Regions from separate parts of the Homo sapiens genome. Here region 1 is linked to region 2. The links are chromatin loops, found by intact Hi-C in ENCODE. Cell type or tissue: sigmoid colon. All regions are shown on one strand. Links, peaks and the distances in the headings refer to the core of each region. The heading gives the core; the rest is flanking DNA.

Evidence for each region. Peaks named below come from ENCODE experiments on the same cell type or tissue, not always from the same donor. Only the 100,000 strongest peaks of a DNase experiment are listed, where the experiment ranks them.
Region 1: a loop joins it to region 2, with 2.3 times the contacts of the local background. A loop is called at or near these places in 3 of 110 quality-filtered maps.

Annotation. Positions count from the first base shown.
Region 1 is chr11:73,351,816-73,367,534 of GRCh38, reverse strand. ARHGEF17 (Rho guanine nucleotide exchange factor 17) reads right to left here. Exons shown (of 21, transcript NM_014786.4): 3 at 14,523-14,705; 4 at 11,886-12,002; 5 at 11,582-11,674; 6 at 11,184-11,360; 7 at 10,776-10,826; 8 at 10,401-10,510; 9 at 10,208-10,293; 10 at 7,583-7,701; 11 at 7,002-7,215; 12 at 6,374-6,447; 13 at 5,296-5,495; 14 at 4,801-5,102; 15 at 4,080-4,329; 16 at 3,702-3,788; 4 more. Among named protein-coding and RNA genes, the nearest start is that of RELT, 17 kb to the left of the region's middle. RefSeq lists enhancers at 1,020-1,189, 5,037-5,331, 4,981-5,487. In sigmoid colon, for the core only: no CTCF peak of the experiment used is centred there; a DNase peak (open chromatin) is centred at 7,974.
Region 2 is chr11:72,818,418-72,826,417 of GRCh38, reverse strand. ATG16L2 (autophagy related 16 like 2) reads right to left here. Exons shown (of 18, transcript NM_033388.2): 4 at 4,677-4,750; 5 at 4,123-4,374; 6 at 3,875-3,940; 7 at 3,457-3,570; 8 at 2,296-2,358; 9 at 1,576-1,684; 10 at 1,011-1,116; 11 at 175-245. Among named protein-coding and RNA genes, the nearest start is that of ATG16L2, 8.0 kb to the right of the region's middle. RefSeq lists enhancers at 1-80, 3,041-3,160, 3,211-3,320, 3,361-3,690 and a silencer at 4,011-4,180. In sigmoid colon, for the core only: a CTCF peak has its summit at 4,012 (motif pointing right); DNase peaks (open chromatin) are centred at 2,197, 2,717, 4,097 and 4,492; H3K4me3 peaks cover 1,472 bases; H3K27ac peaks cover 340 bases.

The DNA.
Region 1 (15,719 bases), core at 3,492-11,491, 540 kb before region 2:
ACTGTCCCATCGGGGCCTGAATTCCCACACCCCAGAAGATAGGAAGGAAGATGTGCACACTTCCTATGGGGGAATCCCACTTTCTGTTAGCTAGGAACTTATTTAGAAAGAAATGCCCACTTCTTGGCAGCCAGACTTCTTATGTCCCATCTGTAATCTCTAGTCAGGAGTCACATAATTTCCCAAGGTGACGCCACTTCTGATTTTTTTCTTTTTACAATGTAAGTGCCCTGTAAGATGCCACTTTCTATCTCTCTTGATTACTGCACGCAACGTCCTTGCATTAAATAAGCCTCCTACTTCCAACAGCCCTTTCCCAGGTAGCTTAAGTCTTCTGTGAACCCAGACAACTCCTGACCCGAGGCTTTATTGCTTCCTGATTTCCACAGCCACTTCCTCTTGGGAATATCATTTCTTGTCCTGCCAAAGCAAGACTTTTCTGGTTGTGGCCTCCTGATGTACCTCATTTCCTGCTGTTTCACTTTTTTTTTTGAGACGGAATTTTGCTCTTGTTGCCTGGGCTGGAGTGCAATGGCACATACTCTTGGCTCACTGCAACCTCCGCCTCCCTGGTTCAAGTGATTCTCCTGCTTCAGCCTCCCGAGTAGCTGGGATTACAGGCGCCCGCCACCACACCCAGCTAGTTTTTGTATTTTTAGTAGAGATGGGTTTTCACCATGTTGGCCAGGCTGGTCTCGAACTCCTGACCTCAGGTGATCCACCCCCTTCAACCTCTCAAAGTGCTGGGATTACAGGTGTCAGCCACCACGCCCGGCCATATTTTTATTTTTATTTTTTTGAGACAGGGTATCACTCTGTCACCCAGGCTGGGGTGCAGTGGTGCAATCTCTGCTGACTGCAGCCTCGACTTCCCTGGGCTCAAGTGAGTCTCCCACCTCAGCTCAGCCTCCTGAGCAGCTGGAACCACAGGTGTGTGCCACCACACATGGCTAATTTTTGTATTTTTTGTAGAGATGGTGTCTCACCATGTTGCCCAGGCTGGGTCCTGAACTCCTGGGCTCAAGCGATCCTCCCACCTCATCCTCCCAAACTGCTGGGATTACAGGTGTGAGCCACCGCGCCTGGCACCCGGCTGTTTCACTTTCTAATTATCAGTCCATTTTCTGTGCTAGTGCCATTCTATGTTGTTTTCTGTTGCTATTTCTATTTCCTGCTCTGTGCATCACTTCCTGATTCCACTTCCTGCCCTATATATCATTTCTAGTCCTGTGCTATTTCCTGGTGCATATAGGAAATATATACAACAGGACATATTTTCTATATACATATTCTATTTGTGACATATTCTACCTCTTAGGTTATAGTTCCCTCCCTGTCTCTCATGACATTTCTCTGGATAGAACTTTATATACACACAACACATGCAGGTGCGCACACACACACACACACACACAACTATCCTAGATTTCATTTGGACACTTCCGTGGTGTATTTCCTGTCACATATGCCACCTCCAGCTCTATGTGACACTTTTCCTCCCTCTTGAAAGCTCTTCTGGCAGGATAGTGGGGAGTCCTAAACCAAATGTCCATGATCCCTAGCTTGGGGTATGATGCACTGACCCACCTGTGTCTGGGGGAGGTGGTGGGGTTGGGCAGAGCAGGTTGAAGCCATCTGGCAGCTGGACTGCAGCCAAGAAGCGGACGTGGCCGGTGTGTCCCTGGCCGAGGCCTGTGGGACTGAGTGGTGCCCGTGGGCAGCTGACAGTACCGGGCGAAGTGGGCATGGTGAGGACGACACCAGCACTGGTGCCCACCCACAGCAGCTCCTCACACACCAGCAGCGCTGTGATTCGCAGACAGGCAGCCTTGTGCTGCCGGATGATGGCATCCGAGCCTGGGGTGGGAGACAGACCACAGCTGGGGCTGAATTCTGGCCCTGGCTCAGCCGCCTCTACGATCGGGCAGAAAGGCTCCAAGGAGGGTGCTGTGGTAGTTTGAGGTCAGTACCTGCCAGCATCCTGTGCACGGGAGGAGTGACGTCTACTTCTGCCAGCTGCTCAAAGGTGTCTGGATGGTAGAGACACACGTGGGCACTACCTTTCAATGTCACCCACACACCCAGGCTGGAGTCCACCATGCAAGCCACGCAGCGGCTTGAATCCTGACCCACGTAAAACATGTGCTGGGGAAGGCGGGGGAGAAGATGGGTCATTGGCAGGCCTGCCTCCCTTGGCCCACCCTAGCCTGGAGCTTCACCAGTGTCCATCCCTCACAACTCACACTAGCGTTGGTCCTTGGTCTGATTAACCTTTCGAAGCTTGGTTTCACCAGCACCTCCCAACTTAGTTCTCAGGAATTACAATGGAGGTGCTTTTTCCCCATTAAACTTGAGTGATTTAAGGATCAGAGAACTTCAATGCTTAAAGGGTTCTAAAATCAGTCACTGGCCTCCCCCTGGACAGGTGGGGAAGCTGAAGCCTAGAAGGGAAAGGTCACACAGCAAGTCAGTCACAGAGCTGGGGCCTGAACCCAGGGCTTTGGACTCCTGCCCAGCCAACAATGGAATAAGTGAGGGAAATTAAGGGAACCCGTTGCCCCTGGATACTTCTGACATGTGTGCAAGTGACATGTGCAGCAATAAATGCCAGAGTCTAATGCTAATGGATGTTGACATCAGAAAGGACTCTTGTCCTATCCCCAAAGGACCCTAAAACCTGAGTTGAGAGATAGGGTGGGCAGGAGGATGAATAAGATTCCTAATGTATATGGGACACTTACTGTATTCCTCATCAGCTACAGAAGAAATGAGGATCGAAGGAGGACAGGGACTGGCCAGCGTCACTCTGTGGTCAGAGGAAGGCCCTAGCCCTCTGCTGGATGCTGCTTATGCCCCTACCATGGTCTCCATCTCCCTGTCACACGGACCTAGCTCATCCCATGGCACCAATTCCATTCCCCCACCCCCTGCTACCTCCAGCTGCAGCGTGTCAGGGCTCAGGACAAGGACTCGGTTCTGGCAGCCACACCACAGCCGCCCACCCACAGATACCATCTTGGTGATGGGGCTCCCCTGGGTGCCCAAGGTCACTGATTTGAAGTTCTGGGGGTCCCAGAAATGGCCTGGAGTGGGGTAAAGAAAACAGGAAATTCACTCCAGTTCTAAATTTGAGCCTCGGTCTCCCCTGAAATGAGATGTTAACATTCCCCTTTTATAAGCAAAGAAACCAAGGCCCACAGAGGGCCTGGGAGTTGCCCAAAGCCACATCTCCAGGAGAGAGCCCCAACACCAGTAAGGGGACAGGGGCAGGGTGTGGGGGAGGGCAGATACTCACCTGCTTCCCTTTGGTAGACCACAAGCTCTCCATTGGCCAGAGACACAAACACCTGGTTATTCAGATACCTGGGTAGGGAAAAGAGGAAGCAGTAAGGGAGTTCAGGCAGCCAAAGTGGGTCACCCAGGACCAGGGGAACCACAGATAGAATGGGTATGGCTCCCGAGAGGCCACCTCTTCCCACCCCTTGTTCTCCAGGTGGGGGTTGCCTGAGGCTAAGAAAAGGGGGTGACTTGCCCGAGCTCACACAGTGTGTAAGAGGCACAGCTAGCCTAGGGCCAGGCCTCTGGCTTCCAGCCTCCACACAGAGGAGGGACAGTAGAGCAGGGGGACCAGATGAACAGAAGGAGGCCTGCACGTGTGGCTGAGAAGAGTCTAGATAGGAAGGGCCACCCTGGGGCCTTACAAGATGCAGGTCACAGAGGCCGCATGCTGGAGCTTCATGCTGTTCCTGCGGTCACGGATGCTGTCGGAGGACTGGTACACGTGGACACTGTGGATCGGGGTATGCACCTGGGACAAATGCTTGGGGCACACCAGCCCCTGGAGTCATCCCTCCACCTCTTTGCCCCTAGCACCACGTCTTCAATGCTGGGTGCCTGCCCAAGGTACTGAGGTCCCACAGCCTCCCTGGGATTGTCAGACCCACTGACATCCCTGGTCAGCAGTACCCCTGAGGTGTGACCCAAAGCCCTCCTGCCTTGGCTCCAGGGGACCACATGATTTCCAGAGCAGGGAGCTCAGAGTTCTGGCACTGTGTCCCTAGTCCCTCCCCTGTCCCTACCAGCCATCCTCAGTGCCCAGCCACACGGAGCTCTGGTAGGCCTCAGGGTCGACACTCAGCAGGTCCTCAAGGCTGCCCCGGGTGAAGGAGCCGTGGCTGGAGCGGCGAAGGGCTCTCCCATCCATTGGGCTGGTGCCGCAGGGACCACCAGGCCCAAAGGAGCCAGACAGTGGCAGGAAGCCTGGCTCCTGCTCCTCCTCTGAGCTGGTGGTCTCTGCCGTGGCCTCCTTGGAACTCGGGGTCTCCTCATCTGAGGGAGACAAAGGTCTCTGTCTCCATTTCCCTCTGCCAGGCCTGGGACCTGATATCTTTCTAGGCCATGCATCCCTCCTGGCCATGCCCCTCCGGAAGGCCTCTCAAAGCTGTTCTTCCCCGGCCTGCTCCGGTCTGCTGCCCTGCTGCCCTGCTCACCGACAGCTCAGCACTACAGAATCCTTGATCTTGCCTGGCCCCTCAGACCCAGTGGCCACACCGTGGGTCCCCACTCCACCAGCACCCCATCTTCCTTAGCTGAGTGCTCCAGGGTCTTCATGATCCCGCCTGACTGTCCCACTGTCCTCTGGATCCTTGGTGTCACATCCCCTGCCCTCATTGCTCTGTGTGCTAACATCCTGAGGTCTGACGCCATGCCTTTGCCCTACACTGGTCCCTCCTCTCCCCCTCCTCTGGGCAGTCCACCCTGCCTGCCAAGGCCAAGTTGGAGGAGATGGCCAAAGCTCACTGCCAAAGCTGGAGGAGATGGTGGACCGGCTGGCCTGGCTCTGCAGCGTCCCCGAGGGGCTGGGCGAAGACTCATCGTCAGAGTCACTGTCAAAGGGCACCAGCTCTGGGCGGGGGTCACCCTCGCCGAGGCCCGGCGTCATCTCCAAGCCCGAGCCTGCAATGGAGATGTGAAGGCAGGGCTGCGGCCCCGGCTCCGCGAGCGTCGCGGCTTCCTCGTCTGCAGCGGCCTCGACGTCCAGCTCCGGCCCGGCGGGCTCCGGTGCCGTCTCTGGAGGACTCCTCAGCGACGGAGGAGGCTCCCTGCGAGAAGACGGAGTGAGGATGACAGCAGCTACGAGCCAGACGGGGCCCCGGTGGTGGACACGCCCACCGACCCCGCCCACACTCGCCGGGCCCCGCCCACAACCACGCCGGGGCGGCCTGAGAGTGTGCTGGGACAGGGGTTGGTTCTCCCAGGCCCGCGGTGCCGCCCACCCCGCCGCCCAGGCCTCACCGGTGGCAGCGAGGCTGCAGCCCGGGCACCGCCCCGATGCAGAGGATGCGGGCGGAACAGACGGCGATGCAGGCCTCCACGTCCGGCTCGGCGCGCAGGCTCAGCAGGCACACCTGGCCCACGTAGCCGTCGCTGTTGCAGACCCATACCTCAGGCGAGGGCTCCGGGCAGCTGTTCAGGGTGGGAGCCGCACAGGAGAACTGCAGGAGGCGCCAATGGACAGGAGAAGGTGAATGGAGGAACTGCTGCCAGCATTCCCCACTCCTGGGAAACCCCGGCAGAATGGAGGGAGGCAGGCCTGCATGGGTGTGTGTGTGTGGATGCCCTATACACCCTTCTACACACGCGTACACATACACGCGGCACAGGACCCTTTTTTTTTTTTTTGGATTGGTTCTTGCTTTGTCTCCCAGGCTGGGGTGCAGTGGTGGGTTCATGGCTCACTGCAGCTTTGACCTCCAGGGCTCAAGCAATCCTCCCACCTCAGCCTCCTAAGTAACTGGGACCACAGGGGCGCGCCACTAAACGTGGATAATTTTTGAATTTTTTGTAGAGATAGGGTCTTGCCTAGCCTGGTCTTGAACTTTTAGGTTCATGTGATCCTCCTAACTTGGCCCCACAAAGTACTGGAATTACAGACGTAAGCCACCGCACCTTGCCCATGTGACCCTCTACACATCAAATGCACTCATGCCTATGGGATACAGGCATCATGCCTACATGTACACACACATATCCCCAGATATAATCATGGATACATGCATAGAAAAAATGTGATGCTGGTAACCTCTGTACATATGTATGCAGCCTCATACAAGCACATAAATGAAGCTACTTCCCATCATTCATATAACCTTTGTTCACATGCACAGATACAGATATGCACGAAGCATACCCATATACATGTGTACATGTAATACATATGCAGCACCCACACACATGTACAGAGAGCTGAATTCTCCAAGACATAAGGAGCAATAGCAATGTTCACGGCATATACACAATGTCGTACACAAAAATTCATGAACACCTGCTGGCTTTGAAAACATGTACCCAAGTGACCCAGATGCAGACATACCTGCATGCCACTGCGGGTTTTCATGATGGGGATGGCCTTCAGGAACTCAGGGTCTAGACAGCTTTTGCTGGATGCTGTAGTGGAGATGGACAGACAGACGGACCCTGCTTAGCATAGCATCCATCTCACCCTGGTCCTGCCCCTGCCCCATTCCCCTTCCTCCCCTGCCCCTCAGGGTCTCTTTAGGGGAAGGCCTGATCCCAGCCACATTAGAATAAGGCAGTTGCTCCTGGCCTCAATCTTTTCCCATGTGTATTGTCTTGGGGTTAGACCCAGAGGTCTCTGTGGATCTTCTAAGCCATGAACCCTGATCAATCGCTTTCCCTGATCCAGCCCTGCTCAGAGTGTGTGTAGGGAGGGTATGGCGAGGGTCTTGGCTATCGGTGCCCACTATGGGGCAGGTCCAGCAGACAGTGAGACCCTATCCATGGAATCCCCTCCCTGCCAGGGAGGCCACAGCTATTATTCAGTCTGATGTTTCACTGCAGAAGCCCCCCTCCCCACCAGGTGGAGCCGGAGCACAGGGCACTGCGGTTCTGGCTCCTGAAGTCACAGACAGCTGTGAGATGCCTCTGGCCTCCTGCCTGGAAGCTCTAGGAGGAGAGGGCCAACATGTGCCTTGGCTTACCCAGCTTCCTCTTGGCCTCATCGAAGGCCTGTTCAAAACCAAGGCGGGCGTCAGGGTGAGGGAACTCAAAAATGTAGGAGTCGGTGCCCTCGGGCCGAGTGGCGCACAGCTCCAGCTTGGTTGGCGGGAAGGAAAGCGCGTAGCACAGCGCCTGCTTCTCCGACAGGTCCCGGTGCATGGCAGCTGAGAGGTCCCGCAGTGCATCGTCCAGGCTCTGTGGGGAAGAGGGCCCAGGCCTCAGGCCCCAGCATCTCACCAGAGCCTGCACCTGCCCTTAATGTGTGGGGACCTGCCTCTCTCCTTAGACAGCAAGTGAGACTGTCTCCTCCCTCAGACCTGGATTCCTTTGATATATGGGGGATGGGGCCTCTGTCACCCTCTGATGGGGATGCAGCTATGTCTCCACCCTCAGACCTGGAACATGTTACTTCCCCCATACGCAGGGAGGCTGCGATTTTTGCCTTCAGATGAGGGAAAGGGATGTCTCTTCCCTCAGGCAAATGTCAGGGCTGTCTATCTCTCAGACAGGGTCAGAAGCCTCCCACCCTCTGGCTCCCCAGTGTCAGGCAGAGGGCACAGACCTGGTGGGGGAAACCAAGGCTCTCAGAGAGCTTGCTCATTTGGCCCAGGGTGGTGAGGTCCTCATCAAGGCGGCTGATGGCCTTCTGGATGTTCTCCCGATTGGTGGCTTGGGATGCCCCTAGAGGGAGAGAGGAAGGCCGTGGACTGATACAGAGACAGACAAGGTCAGGCTGGGACAGACTCTCCTTCCCTCACTGCATAGCCTGCAGCTGGGCCGGGGAGAGACCTGACAAACCGAAAGCATAGAAACCCCAAGCTCTTGGGAAAAAAGTTAACAGGCAGCTCCCTGAGGAACCCCAGCCCTGTGAGCTGGGGACTAGGCCTGATTCAGAGCCATGTGGCGCAGGATGTCAGGCCCACGGAGAATTCCCAGGAGAGCATGGAGTATGAAATGGTGGCTGGCTCTGCGATACACAGGCCCTGGCTGACACGGAACTGCTGCGGCGTTGCAGCCTCCCGTGGGCGTGCTGACAGAGCAGGCAGAGCCCCAGGCAGTCAAATGTGCTGACCAAGAGACTCATCGCCCCACAAAGGAGGGGGCAGTGCATGGTGCCCTGGATTTCTATGGTCCTATCCCATACCTGAACACTGCCAAGCAGCTGGTCCTGCAGACGGCCTGCCGCCCTCAACCCAAGGCTTGGGACGCACATTCTGGACCAGTGGTCCATACATGGAGCTGTCCCTCCACCCTTGGGCCAGGACACATGTGTCTTGAAATCAAGGGAAAAGAAGTGTCTTTTTGCTTTTTCCTAAATGAGTTTCTTTTCCTGTTTTTCTCCAATCTAGTTTATAGAATGTGTTATTGGTGTATATAAATTTAATATTTGGGCCACAGGTTGCAGAATGGTAAGGCAGCCCTGGACGGGTCATGACAGCACTAGAGACATGGAACCTGAGACTGGCAAGTCCTGTCTGAAGTGGCCCTGTGACCAAGAACCCCGTGGGGGTGAGAGGCAGCCTGCTGAGGAGGGGAGGGCACGCTTTGTAACTGTAAGATGGAGTCACGCTGGACAGGGAGGCTGTCTCACTGTGTCTACGGGAAGAAGAGTGTGTGCCCGGTGGATGGCAGTGGAGTTTCCTGCCAGGCCGAGGCTGGGAACAGCTCTGCTGTTGCCTGAATGTTTGTGTCCACTCAACACTCACAGGTTGAAATCGAATCCTGAGTGTGTTGGTATTAAGAGGCGGACCTGGCTGACGTGTTGGCTCACGCCTGTAATCCCAGCATTTTGGGAGGCCGAGGTGGGCAGATCACAAGGTCAGGAGATCAAGACCATCCTGGCTAACATGGTGAAACCCCATCTCTACTAAAATACAAAAAAAAAAAAAATTAACCGGGCGTAGTGGTGCGCACCTGTAGTCCCAGCTACTTGGGAGGCTGAGGCAGGGGAATTGCTTGAACCCGGCAGGCAGAGGTTACAGTGAGCCGAGATCGTGCCACTGCACTCCAGCTTGGCAACAGAGTGAGACTCCGTCTCAAAAAAAAAAAAAAAAAAAAAAAGAGGCGGACCTTTGGGAGGTGACCTGGTCATGAGGGGGAAACCATCGTGAATGAGATTTGTGCCGATAAAGGGGCCTGAAGGAGCTTGTTTGCCAAGTGAGGACACATAGAAGGCACCCTCTGTGAGGCACAGGCCCCTTGCAGTTCTGCTGGCACCCTCATCTTGGCCTTCCCAGCCTCCTCAACGGTGAGCAATACATTCCTCTTGTTTATAAATTGCCCAGTCTGTGGTATTTTTGTTAAAACAGCCTGAAGAGATGAAGCCGATCTACTCCTTTTGACAGAAACTGTCCCATCCCAACCCTCACCACCTGGGCAGCCATGTTTTCTTCCATATGACCCTGCCCCATTCTTGCTCACAGCTGACTGGACCAGGAGTGGGCACCTAACTTAAAGGTGGTCATTCTATTGACTTGGACCAATTAGAGTAATAATCAGCTGGTATTCCTACATAGTGGGCAGGCCTGGGTTCACCAAGGGGCCGAGCAAACCTGTCTGTTACCCTGAGGGCCAAGCTCCAGGTGAGCTCCCCTCCAGCTGAGCCAGGAGCCAGCCTGGGTCTGATCACGGGAGTTATGAGGAAGCAGGGAAAGCTAACAGCAGTGAGAACAGGGCAGACTCAGCAAGAAGGGAAGAAAGACAGACGCCGCAGGAGGAGCGGCTCCTGGAAGCTGCCTCAGCTCCCAACAGTCTCAGCCCTGAACAACATGGATGGCTCCAATCAACCCTTTGCTTGCAGTAACTCAAGCGAGTGTCTGTTCCCTGTGTGTGAAACCGCTGAACCAGACAGTGCAACATCATCTAATATTAGGCGCTCAAATGATTTTGCACAGATGAATCAATGGCTAATTACAGTGATGCTGCTCTGTGTGCACCACCCCCACCCAGCTCCCGCTGCCAGCCTAGGTCCCTGCCCAGTTGGAAGGAAGTGTACATGGACAGACTGTCTGGCTCCATGGGTGCCAAATGGGTCCTTCATGCCAGCCCCCTTGCACTGGATGAGAGAGCGAGGCCCAAAAGTGGAAAAGCAGCTGGACAGGCAGCCAGACTGGCTGGAGCTCAGACCCTCCAGGAGGGCTTCTCAGAGGAAGACCCCAACACCCAGAACCCCTAGCATCAAACCCACCTTTGATGATGTCTGCGTCTTCCAGCGGCAGCTTCCACAGCATCTTGTACTTGCTGGCTGTGTCAATGACACTGGCTGCCGTGTACCTGTGGGGAGCCAATGGGGCGCTCTGGCCAGGGTCGGGGAGTGGGGCTCAGAGAGGGACAAATGCTCCCCCTGTTGGCACCACCCAAACCCCGGCCCAGCCACTCACAGGCTCATGGAGCTGCGCCGCAGGGAGCCTGACTTTCGCTTCAGAGTGGTGCAGACGATGAGGTCCGTGAACAGGAAGAGAGACCGGTCCTTCTTGCCACCGATCGCCTTCTGTGGAGCCCAAGGCAGAATTCAGGCTGGGTGGACACAGTCCAGAAGCCCACCCCCCTGCCCATAGTGCCCAAGGGGACACTGAGACCCAGGGAGAGTGAGGGCTCTTCCCCAGCTTCCCAGAGAGTCAGAGCAGAGTGGGGACTCGACCAGGGCTCCCCTCGGGGTGAAAGAGCAGGGAGACCTGCAGGTAGAGGGTGTGAGCAGAAGAGAGGACAAAGTGAGGAGGTGGGGACAGCCGGACAGATACTGGGACACTTCTTACCACTTCAATGACCATCTCCTGTCTCAGGAACCGCCGCAGAGGGGCCTGGAGCTGTGGGACAGGAGGGACAAGGCATCTCGAAGGCCAGTTATTAATCCCTATCCCCTCCAAAAATCCCAGTGATCCCTCGGCCCCACTCCATGGGCTAGGCCAATGGAAGCAGCATGCTTCCCACCCTCAATGCCCTTGTGCTGCCAGGCCACAGGACCCAAGGTCAGAGACAGACGTGGAAGAACAGACAGGTGGAGACGTGTGGCCACAGAGGCTGGCAGACATGGATGCAAACACACTGTGGTTCCGGACATGGACACAGCCACGATTCCAGGTGGCCACAGATGCACACAGAGGCCGAGTGGACACAGATGTGGGTGGGGTGGGGTAGGGTGGGGTGGGGCAGGGCGCACGCACATCCTCCATGCCCTCGATGTGAGCCTCTATCTCCTGCAGCACACGGGCATGGCGCTCCGCCTCCTCGGCACTCCGCACACCCTTGTTGATGCGCTCAGCCACCTGCTTGATGTTCCGCTGCGCCTCCAGCAGGAGTGGATGGTCCGGGTGGTCCTCAGGTGTATGCTTCAGGAGGTCCTGGGGTGGGAATGGGGAGCAGACCTGACTGCTTAGCTACCCCTGGGGCCCCAGACTGCTGGAGCAGGAGGGACTATGGGTAGACACCAAAGAGGACTATCTTTCCTACCTGTCCCCTAGGGACCCTGATGTCAGGCTCAACGAGGCAGGGGCCTTAGACCTCCTTGTATCCCCCCATGCTTCCAGGCCTTGCCCACTTGCCCACCCAGGTCCATGCCCACCTTCACCAGAAGCTCGTAGCGTGGGATCCGCTGCACAGGCTTGATCATGAGGTCAGACAGCGCCTGCTTCTCCTTGTTCTCACGCATGCTTTGCTGAAACCCATGGATGGGCATCATGTGAGGAATGACATGCCAGGAAGACTATGTCCAGGGACAGGTCCCCAGCAAGCCTCTCCAGCTCAGCCTGAGAGCGGAGGCTGGCCCACTGGCTGGGACTATGGTACCCACGCTGGGAGCTCCTGGGGCCCTCAAAGCTGGCCCAAGGTGAGGGTCACCTCCATCCCCCTGCCCTAGCCCACAGTACCTCTAGGAACTTGAGAAAGGCAGGCCTCGCCTCCTTGGCCACACGCACAGCATCCTTTGCATTGAGGAAGTTATCGATATAGGCAGAATAGATGTTTACTAGGACATCCTTGGAGAACTGTGGAGGAGGAGGCAGGTTGGGGACCCTCAAGGTGTCCCTCACCCCACCTCACCCTGTCCTAGTTTTCACTGATTCATGAGTCACCATCTTTTCCCTCCAACTAGAAATGATACAATCTCTAAGGGATCAGGCACATGTCCTGTGGCTCTAAGTGTGGTCGTGTTTAGGCGTATGTGCATGTGTACACATGGATATACGAGTGCTCATATTATCTGGGTGTGACTGTTCATGTATGCACATATGTAGACCTGAATGTATCCTGTGAGCTCAGACCTGGTTCTCTCACTTCCAACTGGGCATTTCCATCCCTAGACCTCCACCCTCACGAAGTCCAGCCAGGCAGGTCTCCCTTTCCCCATTCTCTGAGTGACACAGACTCATTCTAGCCATTTGGCCTTTGCTTATGCAGATCCCCCCACCAGGAATGCCCTTCCTCATCCAAATCTCGCCCCGCCTCAGGGCTGTGCTCCAGTTCTGCCTCCTCTCGGAAGTACTCCTTTCCCTGACTAGAGCTCTGCCTGGTACGCCACCTGGCCTCTGGCTTCTCCTGATCTCCTAGGACAAGTTCTCCCTCTCCATGAAAAGTGCTCCCATCCCACCCACAGTAAAGCCCAGCTCAGGGCAGGACATACAGCTGGTGGCTAATACCTGCTTGATGCTGATGGCGGACTAAATATGGAGGTTATTGGTAAGAAGCCTTGTCTGGGAACCAGGAAACCTGGGTTCCTGTCTCAACTGTACTGTGGATAAGCTACGTGACCACATTAGTGATATTTCTGTACCCCTCAGAGTCCTGTCTTTTTTTTTTTTTTTTGAGACGGAGTCTCACTCTGTCACCTAGGCTGGAGTGTGCAATGGCACGATCTCGGCTCACTGCAACCTCCGCCACCCAGGTTCGGGCGATTCTCCCGCCTCAGCCTCCGGAGTAGCTGGGATTACAGGTGCATGCCACCACGCCCACCTAATTTTTGTATTTTTAGTAGAGACGAGGTTTCACCATGTTGGTCAGGCTGGTCTCAAACTCCTGACCTCATGATCTGCCTGCCTCGGCCTCCCAAAGTGCTGGGATTACAAGCGTGAACCACTGCGCCCGGCCAGAGTCCTGTCCCTCTAAGGTGCCAAGTGCCCCTGCCTCTGGACAGAACAGGGCAGGGTGTGAAGAAGCAAAGGGAGGAAGACAACCCTCACCAACCACCCCCACCCTGGGACACAGCATCCTGTGCTGACCCCTCCGGGTCCAGGGCTTCGCCGTAGTCCATGGTCAGCATCAAGGTCCAGGCAGGGGGCTGAGCTTACTGACACTGAGAGTGATGATGGGCTGGAGACATCAGCACTCAATCCAAGCTGGAACCCCATCACCCCTGTCTGGTCCCATCAGTTTCTGGGTCAGCAAGGACATTCTAAGATGGTTCAAGGCCCCACCCCACAGCATAGCAAATATATTGAAACATACATCCCACAGAAATAGATATAATTTTTCACTTGTAAAATTTTTGCAAGAATTTTTACAATTTTGCTTTTGAAATTATGTGGCTCTGAGAAACCATTTAGTTTGCATTTGGCTATGATTTATCAGTCATCATGGTGTATTCTTGGGAATTCTGGCAAAATAAAATGGAACTGGAAGTTTTTCAAATGTAATTAAATTCTTATAAATACTAAATTTAACAATGAATGAAAATGGCATGCTATGTTTTACAGGCATTTAATTAAATGCTTATTGGTTTTGCTTTCGATGTTCTTTTTGAATTCTGAAGTCAATACCTTTTCTAAGATCTCACTCGCTATTGTGGGAGCTTGACAAGTGTACAGTGGAGATCTGGCCTGTGGTGAGAGGCAGTATGGGGTAGGGGAAGCCGGGGCACTGGAACCAGGCTTTCTGGAGTTGAGTCCTCCACCACTTCCTAACTGTAACTTTCATCAGGTTACCAATCTCTCCATGTCTCAGTCACTATCTTTAGAATCAGGGTAACCAACGCACTCTCCTACCAGGGCTGTTGATAGATACAACACATTTAGAACAATGCCTAGCAAACAGGTATGCTATTATGATGAAAATATCTGATGGAGAAAAAGTCAAGACTCAGCCAGCATCAACATCCAGCCCAAGTCCAGGGTCAGGACCAGGGCAGTTATTTTGGTTCCAGTAAAGATAGGGTGGAGGTCAGTACCAGCATCCATCTGAGGTCTGGGTCAGCGTCCGCACCAGCTTGGGGTCAGGACTAGAGTCACGTCAGTGCCAGCCAGGAGCGGGGTAGGGTCCAGGATCAGAGTCAGTGTCTGGCTGGGGTCGGAGTCCGTGCCAGAGTCTGGCCAAGCTTTGGGGTAGGGGAGTGTCCAAGTTCAGGTCCACCCAGGGGCTGGGGTAAGTACCAATGTCTAGCCAAGTTCTATGGTCAGATCTGGAAACAGAGTCAGTATCCAGGTGGGATGGGTGGGGGTGGGGTCCGTGGCCACATCCAGCCCCTTCCAGGAGGGCCTGTGCTTGTGGGAATTGGCAGCAGCGGGGCCACTCACCGACTGGACGAGCAGGGCTCCCACCTTCTGCTGGGCATGCCAGGTCTGCATGCAGTGCCGAACCTGCTCCAGGAATTGCTCGTGGTGCTCCAGGAGCTCGGGGATCTGGTCGAAGATCTCGTCCACCAGTGAAGGGTCACAGAGCACGGAGTTCTCTGGCTGCTTCAGCGGCTGCATGTAGCCCTGAAGGACCCACAGGGTCGGTGCACACTCCCTCAGAGATGCCGCCCCCACCACACCTACACAGGGCCCCTGTGTGAGTGCACACAGAATCACCCGGGCCTGCAGCTCAGCGCCCTGCCTTCCACATCTCCCTCATGAGACCAAGAGCTCCAGGAGGGAGATGGGAAGATCTAAGCTCATGCCCTCATCGCTGAGCCCAGGGCCTGGCACAAGATGGGAGCAAGGACGCTCAGGAAGAGGTTTGTTTAATGTATGAACAAACAGAGCTTGGAATGAGGAAAGCAAGATGGGGCTCCTTGAAAGACCTCCCACCACTAACTCAGCAAAGATTTACTGAGCACTTACTACGTACCAGGCACTGTTCTAAGAATTGGGAGACAGCAATGTATAAGAAAGACCACAATCCCTGTCCTGATAGAGCTTAGGATCTAGTCTGATGAAACACACAAACGGAAGAAATTTTTTAAAATATCATATTTCATCAAATCTAAGAAATATTTTATTTTATGACGAAGTCTTGCTCTGTCACCCAGGCTGGAGTGCGGTGGTGCGATCTCAACTCACTGCAACCTCCGCCTCCCGGGTTCAAGTGATTCTCCTGCCTCAGCCTCCCGAGTAGCTGGGATTACAGGTCTGCGCCACAACACTCAGCTAGTTTTTTATATTTTTCATAGAGACAGGGTTTCACTATGTCGGCCAGGCTGGTCTCAAACTCCTGACCTCAAGTGATCCACCTGCCTTGGCCTCCCAAAGTGCTGGGATTATAGGCATGAGCCACTGCGCCCAGCCATTATTTTATATTTAAGAAAAACTGGTTGCCAATTAAATTATGATATGCTACCAATTATAGAATGAACCCTGATTTAGGGATATTAAAACGCGAAGACCACGAGTCTCAGAATGGATGACATATGGAAATCTCGTAGTCAGTTAAAAGGCGATAATGCGGCAGGGCGCGGTGGCTCAAGCCTGTAATCCCAGCATTTTGGGAGGTCGAGGCCAGGCAGATCACCT
Region 2 (8,000 bases), core at 1-8,000:
AGGTCACCAAGGCAGGCAAAGGAGCCTCCGGCCCAAGGAGGAGGATCTGTGTAAGAGCCCAGGGGCCTGGTTCTAGGGTATCCATGTTGCGCCCTCAGGTCCCACAGCCCCCACCTGCCCAGTGTGGAGATCAGAGAGGGCACAATCCCATGCCACTGGGGCAGAGTTCCTCACCGAGGGGTCAAAGTCCACACTGGTGATGCTGCCACCAGCTCCCTCCAGGGTCTGGTTGGCCTCCAGGCGACCTGGGAGGACCAGGGGAAGGGACAGTTGAAATGAGGTCTTAACCTCACAAAATGGAGGAATTGGGATTGAGAGCGGAAGATCAGTTCCCGCCCCACCCCCCGACACATCCCCAGGTTAGAAGACAGAATCGCTGGGTCTGTTCTGCGGGCCTGGGCTGGAGACTACACCTCCCCTAACTGCTGGCACTGGGTCCCAGGGACAGCTAGTCATTTCACAGACCAGGCTAGAGAGGACCAGGGAGAAGGGACTATGTAGAGCACGCAGCAAGCCAGGATCAGGCCAGCCAGAAACTTGCCTTTTCTAGGAAGCCCCCAGGAGCCGGCTCTGACTCCCCAGGACACCCCCTCTCCAGAGCACAGAGCTTGGGACAAGGCCAACAGTTCATACTTGTCTCTTACCTGAGTTCTGAGAGCTCAAGTGATGCTAGAAGAGGGTCACCTGGTAGACTCAGGGACCTGCTCTTCAAGGGCCTGTCCCTGTAGGACCTCATGATAGGGGACCCCCACCAATCCCCATCAGGGACCATCTGAACTCAGCCCTCCCCATCCTGCAAATCTGGACCCTAGGAGCCAGGAGGCTCCACCCTTCTTCAGAACAGTGAGCCCAGAGTCTCACTCTTTCCAAGGCATTGTCTAGTCACTGCCCACAGAATATTCCAGATAGAGAAACACAAAGAGATCCAAGACCTCTGCCCACCAAGGAGTGAGCTGAGGAGAGGGTCTGGAGAGAAGCACCAAGTTGGCCGGCAGGGGAGGGCTCCTTACTTCCCACAACATTCCAGAGGTGGATCAGGCGGTCAGCCCCTCCAGTGGCCAGGAGGCTGCTGTTGGGGCCAAAACGAACAGCATTGACCTCAGAGAGGTGGGCATCCTGTGGGGAAAGGGGAGGTTGGTGCCCCGGCCCTCCCCGCGCATGTCTCTGTGAGTGCTCACGGGCCCTCTTACCGGTGCCTGTGCAGACACAGCCTGCTGCAGACGTGGTATCTCCCTCCCCAGTTTCTCTGTCCACACTCTGAGTTTCAAACCCGGCCCCACCAGGTGTTCTCACCTCTGCCTGGACCCCTGCAGCAGCCTCCGTGCTATGCTACTCTACTCTCCTGCCTGGCCTCCTGGCCTCCCAGCCTCCTCTCTCTCCCTCCCCGGCTTATGCCCACATCATAACATGCTTGAGTGGCTCCCACCACAGGCTGTGGGAGGCAGCCTCCTGCTCCTGCTGAGGAGCCCAGCCTTGCTTCCCTGGCCTCTTGGGACCACCCCTGGTGCCGAGACCACCCCTGTGCCTGCACTCTCTCACCACTGCCCCACCCATGTGGCTCAGCTCCTCCCTTACCAGCACATCCTGAGCCCGGGTAGGAAGTCGGGCAGCCACACACACAGGGATGATCTGGTATCGCTGCTCAGGGGCTCCCCCAATTGAGTGACCTCTCCTCTTCTTAAAACTGGGGTAAGGTGGGTTGGGGTCAGGAGGGCATTCAGCAAGTCCTTCTCAGGTGGGAGCCTCCAGCTCCCCTGAGGCATCAACCATAGGAAGCAGACATGGCAGGCGGCAGAACATGGCCCCAAGGAGCAGCGAGAGCATTCCCCAACCCAGCCTCGACCCCAGGGGTTGGTGTGGAGACGGGGTGGGGAGCACACAGAGGCAGACACAGGAGCAGGGTAGGGTTGGTGGGTGCAAAGAAACCTCAGGGCCGGGGTTTCAATCCCAGTCTTGCCACTGCTTGGCTCTGTGACTCTGAATGAGTCCCTGACATTTCAGAGCATTTTTCCCAATTGAGTAGGAGCTCCTGCCCTGCCTGAGGCTGGAGCTCTTGGTCCCCTGTGACGACCTTGGATGAAGACAGACCCTTGTGAGGACAGAACCTGGAAGACAGCTGAACCGGGGCCGGGGCTGAGGCCATTCACCTGGCTCCTGTCTCCAAGGCCCAACAGACTCACAGGCAGACAGCTGCACATCACAGGGATGGACAGGTCGAGGCACAGACACAGACCAAGCCTGGGCTGGGGAGCCCGACACACACGTGGGTGCACACACAGGCACACACACACTTACTCCAGAAGCCCCTTCACCACATCCACACAGTGGGACAGCGTCAGGGAGGTGGCTGAGGCAGACCTGAGACAAAACCAAGAGAGATATGCTAAGGGACTGGCTGGTGTGTGTACAAATGGCTGTCCATCATCTCCACACTTTGCCAGAGACCTGGAGGCTTGTAACCTCTCAAGTCTGGGATAAGAACTTGACTTCTCCAAGATCAGGAGACCAGGGTGACCCAGATCAGTCCCAGGAAGGTCGGGGCAGCAATGGATTTGGTAATGAAAGTCTCCCAAGGTCTCCCTCATGATGGGAAGAACTGCCTTACCCTACTAGTACCCACCAACAAAAGTTCCTGGGAAGCTGAGCCGGGGCCTACAGGGAGGAGAGACGCTGAAGGTTCCCCCAGGCTGGGGATGGGAGGAGGGGGGAGCCTAGGCTCACTGGGTGACCTCAGCAATGCCCAGGAGAGGGTGTGTCCTACAATGACTTGGCCCACAAGGGCTCCCAAGGACTTTGGGGACTGGCATCTCATGCCCCTCCCCACGGTTTCTTCACTGCCCCAAGGCCTGGACACCAGGGACCTGCAAGGAAAGACTGAGAAGAGGTGTTAGGCTGGGGAATGGCGCCCAGAGCGGGCAGCCTCAATGACAGGCAAATCAAGAAGGATGGAGGAGACCCTGCGGACAGGCACCCAAGGTCTGAAGCCCCAATCAGGTCCCACAAGTGTGAGCACACATCTACACATGCTTATATATTCACACATACAGACGGGCTCAGTCAAGCTTGTACACACCTGTGGCCTCATGTCCCTGCGGATGCACATGCTTGCACACCTATGGCTGCGCACACATGCCTGGCATGACTGGGCTCTGGGCTTTGCCCACAGGTTCTCTCCTGGTGACAGCTATTCAGAAGCCTGACTCCCCACCCCCAGAGCTCTGATCCCAAGAAGGAGGGAAAGGGTTGAGGGTAGGGGTTGGGGGGGTGAGATGGAACTGACCCCAAGTGGCTCCAGACAATGGAGGTCAGACTAGCCCTGGGAGATCTGAGCTTTCTGGCCTCTCCTCAAGCCCCCTCCCAACCCAAGAGCTGGCTCCAAGGTCCAAGAGGAAGACCCTGGCAGCCTCTGGGGTGGGGCTCAGCTCAGAGCTCTGAGACTGTCACCTGGGTCCTCACCTGAAGGGCCTCTTCCACTTCTCACAAGCTTCCTTCTCCAGGGGCTCTGGCTCAGGGGCCAGAGCCAGAGTCTCCCTTCTCTCCCTCATCCCATCGCCTAGGGTGTCCGGGCCCCTAGGAGAGGTAATGAAGTTCAGAAAGGCCAAGGGACCAAGCCAGCCCCTCCCGACCCCAGCACAGGATACGCTGAAGACAGGAATTCCCAGTGATGAGGGTTCTGTGTGGGTGTACACGTGCAGCGGTCACGCATGCAGGCTCCTACGACCACACGGTCCTCTGCAGGTGTCTCGTGGGCTCCGACCACATGGGGGCCTCAGGACGGGGCTGTGCACAAGTACAGTCGGCAGCCTGGGTCGCCGCAGGCAGGCGGGGCGGGAGGCAGAACGCAAGGGTCGGACCGGCCCATCCCCACTCTTACTCGCTGATGCTCACGGTCCGCTTGGCAGCCTTCTTCAGCTCCTGGGACACCCGCGCCTGCTTGGCCCTTGTTGGGTAAAAAGCATCCTGAGACCCTGGCGCGGCGCCTCGCACGCAGGCGGGGCTAGACCCGGTCCCTTCCTCCAGGGGGCGGCTGCTGCCCCCCTCCCTTCCAGACACCGGCGAGGCCCGACTCCTCCCTGCAGGGGCGGGGCCTTTCCTCAGGAGGGGCGGGGCCTGCTCCCTCACCGCTCCCGGCGCTCGTTGCGCAGGTTGCGCTCGGCCGCGGCGCGCGCCTTGCGCTGCACGAGCCTCTCCAGCAGGTCGCGCGCCTCTTCCTGGAGCCTGCGCAGTGCCGCCTCCCGGAGCCCGACGTGCGCGCGCAGCGCCTCGTAGGCTGCCCGCTGCACCGCATTCTGCGCCCGCCACTCCTCCACCTGCTGGGCCTGCTGCGCCCGCGCCTCTCGCAGCTGCGCCACGCGGGCCTCCAGGGCTGCCAGCCTGGAGGACGGAAAGAGCGGATAGCGGGTCCCAAGCTTCCCCCGTCACTGCCCAGTGGGAATATGCCTCGGAGCAGAGACAGACCTGCCCATGCCAAACGCGGCTAGCCGGGTGGCTAAGCCAGGTCTCCCCCAAGCCTTCGCCCTCAGAGCCCAGCCGTTCGGTCCTCTGGCACCAACCGATGGGGTCGGGGGGACGTAGGGAAAGATCTCGGCCCGCGCCATTCCCCCCGCCTCCCGTATAGTTGGCCCCGGGCCTCCCTGAGGTGGGCGCGGTCCCTCCCGCCCCCGCCCGCGCCTCACCTGCTTTGCCTCTGCTGCAGCTCCGACTCCAGCGTGCCCAGGGCCGCGCCCTTCTCCACCACCTGGTAGGCCATCTGGGGGCGGACAGGTGGGCACGGCGGCGCTGAGGCCCCTCCAGGCCTCCAGTCCCTCCGGGGCCGAAGGCGCTAAGGGAGTCGGCTGCTCACCTGCCCGCCCCCTTCCTGAAAAGCAAGCTGAGCCCCACACAGGTTTGGGACCTTGCACAGGGACGCGCTGCTGTTTGTGGAGCAGTGGAAGGCCCTCGGGCTCTGGAGTCAGCCCTGGGTCCCAATCCTCGCCGTGCCGCTTCGTTTCTCTGCGACCCTACTAGGAACCTCTCTGGCAAGAGCAACCCGCTCCACTGCCTCGCCTGAAGAGTGGGAAGCCAGCGCTCCGCTCCCAGCACCATGCATAACCACTGCGAGGACTCCTCGCGCAGAGGCTGCCAAATGCCCATCCGGCCCTCGGGCGCCATGATGTTCCCAGCAGGCTACACGCTCCTTCCATCCTCACCACACCAGGAGGCTGGTACTGCCACTCTCACTTCACAGACAAGGACACCGACAGAGAGGTTTAAGTGTCTTGCCCAAAGTCACGTAGCTAAGAGATTTGGGCACAAGCCACCTACCTAACTGCATCACCCTCCAGGCTGGTCAGGGGAATGTGAGTTCTGTTCCCCACCCCTCCCTGCTGGCTTCCTGGCCTCACCCAACCCAGGCCTGCCCAAGCACAGGTCTCAGCAGCGAGAGGCCCTGCGCAGAGGCACACAAGGCTAAGATCAGGCATGGACTCGGGGAGCCAGGGCCCAGACTCAATATGGGAACAGCGCTGGCAGCCCAGGAGAGTGGGTGAGGGTCATTTCATCTGCACTCCCGCCTCACTCGTCATGCCTTCAACCCAGAGCCAAGCAGGGTCGGTGGGAGAGACAGACCCCAGGCAAGGCAGCTCCCACCAGTGTGACAAGAGAACATGAGGGCCAGAGGCGCCTCTGGCCCAGGCCAAGGCTGGGGGCTCTTGTTGCTAATCTGTTCCTGTGTTCTCACGTGGGCCTGGTGAGGACAGACTGAGGAGCACGGTTGGCGCTGCCACCTGCACTGACATGACGCGCTATGTGAGTGAGTCTGCGAAGAAGGAATCTGCACATGCGGGTTGGGGCACCTTTATTCATAGTTGGCCCCATTTATAACATAATTCTTTTCACCACTGAGCAATCTGATCACCACCTCCACTTTCTCACTTGTCACTTGCTTTCATTTATGTTGTGTTGTACCATTCAATATTTTATTGTATGCCTTTCAAAATTCAAGTAGTAGAAGTGGAAAACAGATTAGTACTTGCCAGGGGTTAGGGATGGTTGGGGGGAGAGGGGTGAATGTGACTAAAAAGGGGTAATAAGAAAGAGATCTTTGCAGTGGTGAAACAGTGCCATATCTTGATGGTTACACAAATCTACACGTGATAAAATGACAAAGGACATATACACACTTCATACCAATCCCAGTTTCCTGGTTGTGGGTACTATAGTTATGTAAGATGTAGCCAGCAGGAGATGCTGGGGGAAGGGGATGCAGGAACTCTGGACTATCCTTCCAACTTCCTGTGAATCTATAATTATTTTAAAATAAAAAGTTAATAATAATGATAAATGCTTGTGATGTGTGGAACTACTAGAGAAATTTTTACAAAAGAAAAGAAAAGGCCGGGTGCCGTGGCTCACGCCTGTAATCCCAGCACTTTGGGAGGCCAAGGTGGGTGGATCACGAGGTCAGGAGATCAAAACCATCCTAGCTAACATGGTGAAACCCCATCTCTACTAAAAATACAAAAAATTAGCCGGGCATGGTGGCGGGCGCCTGTAGTCCCAGCTACTCGGGAGGCTGAGGCAGGAGAATGGCGTGAACCCGGGAGGCTGAGGTTGCAGCGAGCCGAGATGACGCGACTGTACTCCAGCCTGGGCAACAGAGTGAGACTCCGTCTCAAAAAAAAAAAAGAAAGAAAAGAAAAAGCCTCCTCACTGCCCCCATCCTCTGGCGCATCCAATGGGTACTGGCTGGTGTGTGTCCTGGGAAGGAGTGCTGGGGGCCAGGGAAAGTATCTCAGGCAAAGGGAGCTGGGAGCTCAGAGATGAGCGTGGCAGGAAATGCGACAAGAGCCTGGGGAGCTCGACGGGGGAGCCAGGCTAGGAGCTTTGGAAGATCTACAGCGCACTAACCATGGGGACAGAGGTAGTAAGACGGGCTTTTACTTTTTACTCTATGGCTTCTATTCTCTTGACTTGTTTACAAGCATGTTTTGTGTATTGCTTGTCTTTAATGGAGATCTTTCTTTTTTTTTAATTAAAATATGTCACTCTGAAAGCTGTATGGAGAAGGGACAGGGAGTGCTAAAGGAGTGTTCCAGGGCAGGATGAAAGTTACTTGTACTATGTCAGATATGGTGCAAGAAACAGAGAGACATTGATGGATTTGGAGATAGAGTCAACATGAGCTTGTGACCAGCTCAGGATGGAGGGCTGGGAAGAGTCAGAGGTGCCCCTGCATTTCCAGCATGTGTGAGAACGACTGGGGGGCAGTCACAGGAAGACAGGAAGGACAGCCCACCTCATTCATCGCTTAGTCTACAAATAGTCATTAGTATGGAATGGACTGTGGACACAGGCCCTAAGGATATAGGTTTGCCTCGGAGGCAAACGAAGACATCCCAGGGCTTGGGGAGCTCACAGCCCAGAGGCTGGGGGTGGTGTGGGGGTCAGATGTTTGAGAATCACCTCTCAAACAAATATTAAATTGGACCTACAACAGCAGCTCTAGGGAAAGGTTCTCAAATGAGTCCGTACCTATGCCCGCATTTCTGTTGGGCAGGTGACTTGCCATTCTGTGACTGGATGTGTATTTCCTGGGCTATCACAGTCTCTTTCAGAGGACTGGAAGCCCCATGGGGCCAGGTCTTGTTTATTGTTGCACTCCCCGTACTTTGGATATAGCAACTGTCAACAGATGTTGAGAGAATGAATGGAGAGCACAGAAGTTGATTTGTGTGAGAAGGGCTCAAATCCTGGCTCTACCTCTCCAAGCCTCAGTTTCCTCCTCTACAACCATAAAGTTGTGAAGGATTAACTGAGACAATGTTTAGCCCGATGCCTGCAAGGAGTCAACTCTCAAAACGGTGTGGGCCAAATTCTGGGGGAGATGGTGAGCCTGATTTTAGATGTGATCTCCAAAAAGCAGCTGAGCAAGAGAGTCAAGCTCAGAAAAGAAGGCTCGGCTAGAGACAGAACTGAGAGTTGGCAAACAGAAAAAACGGGGGTCAGTGAACCCCAAGAAC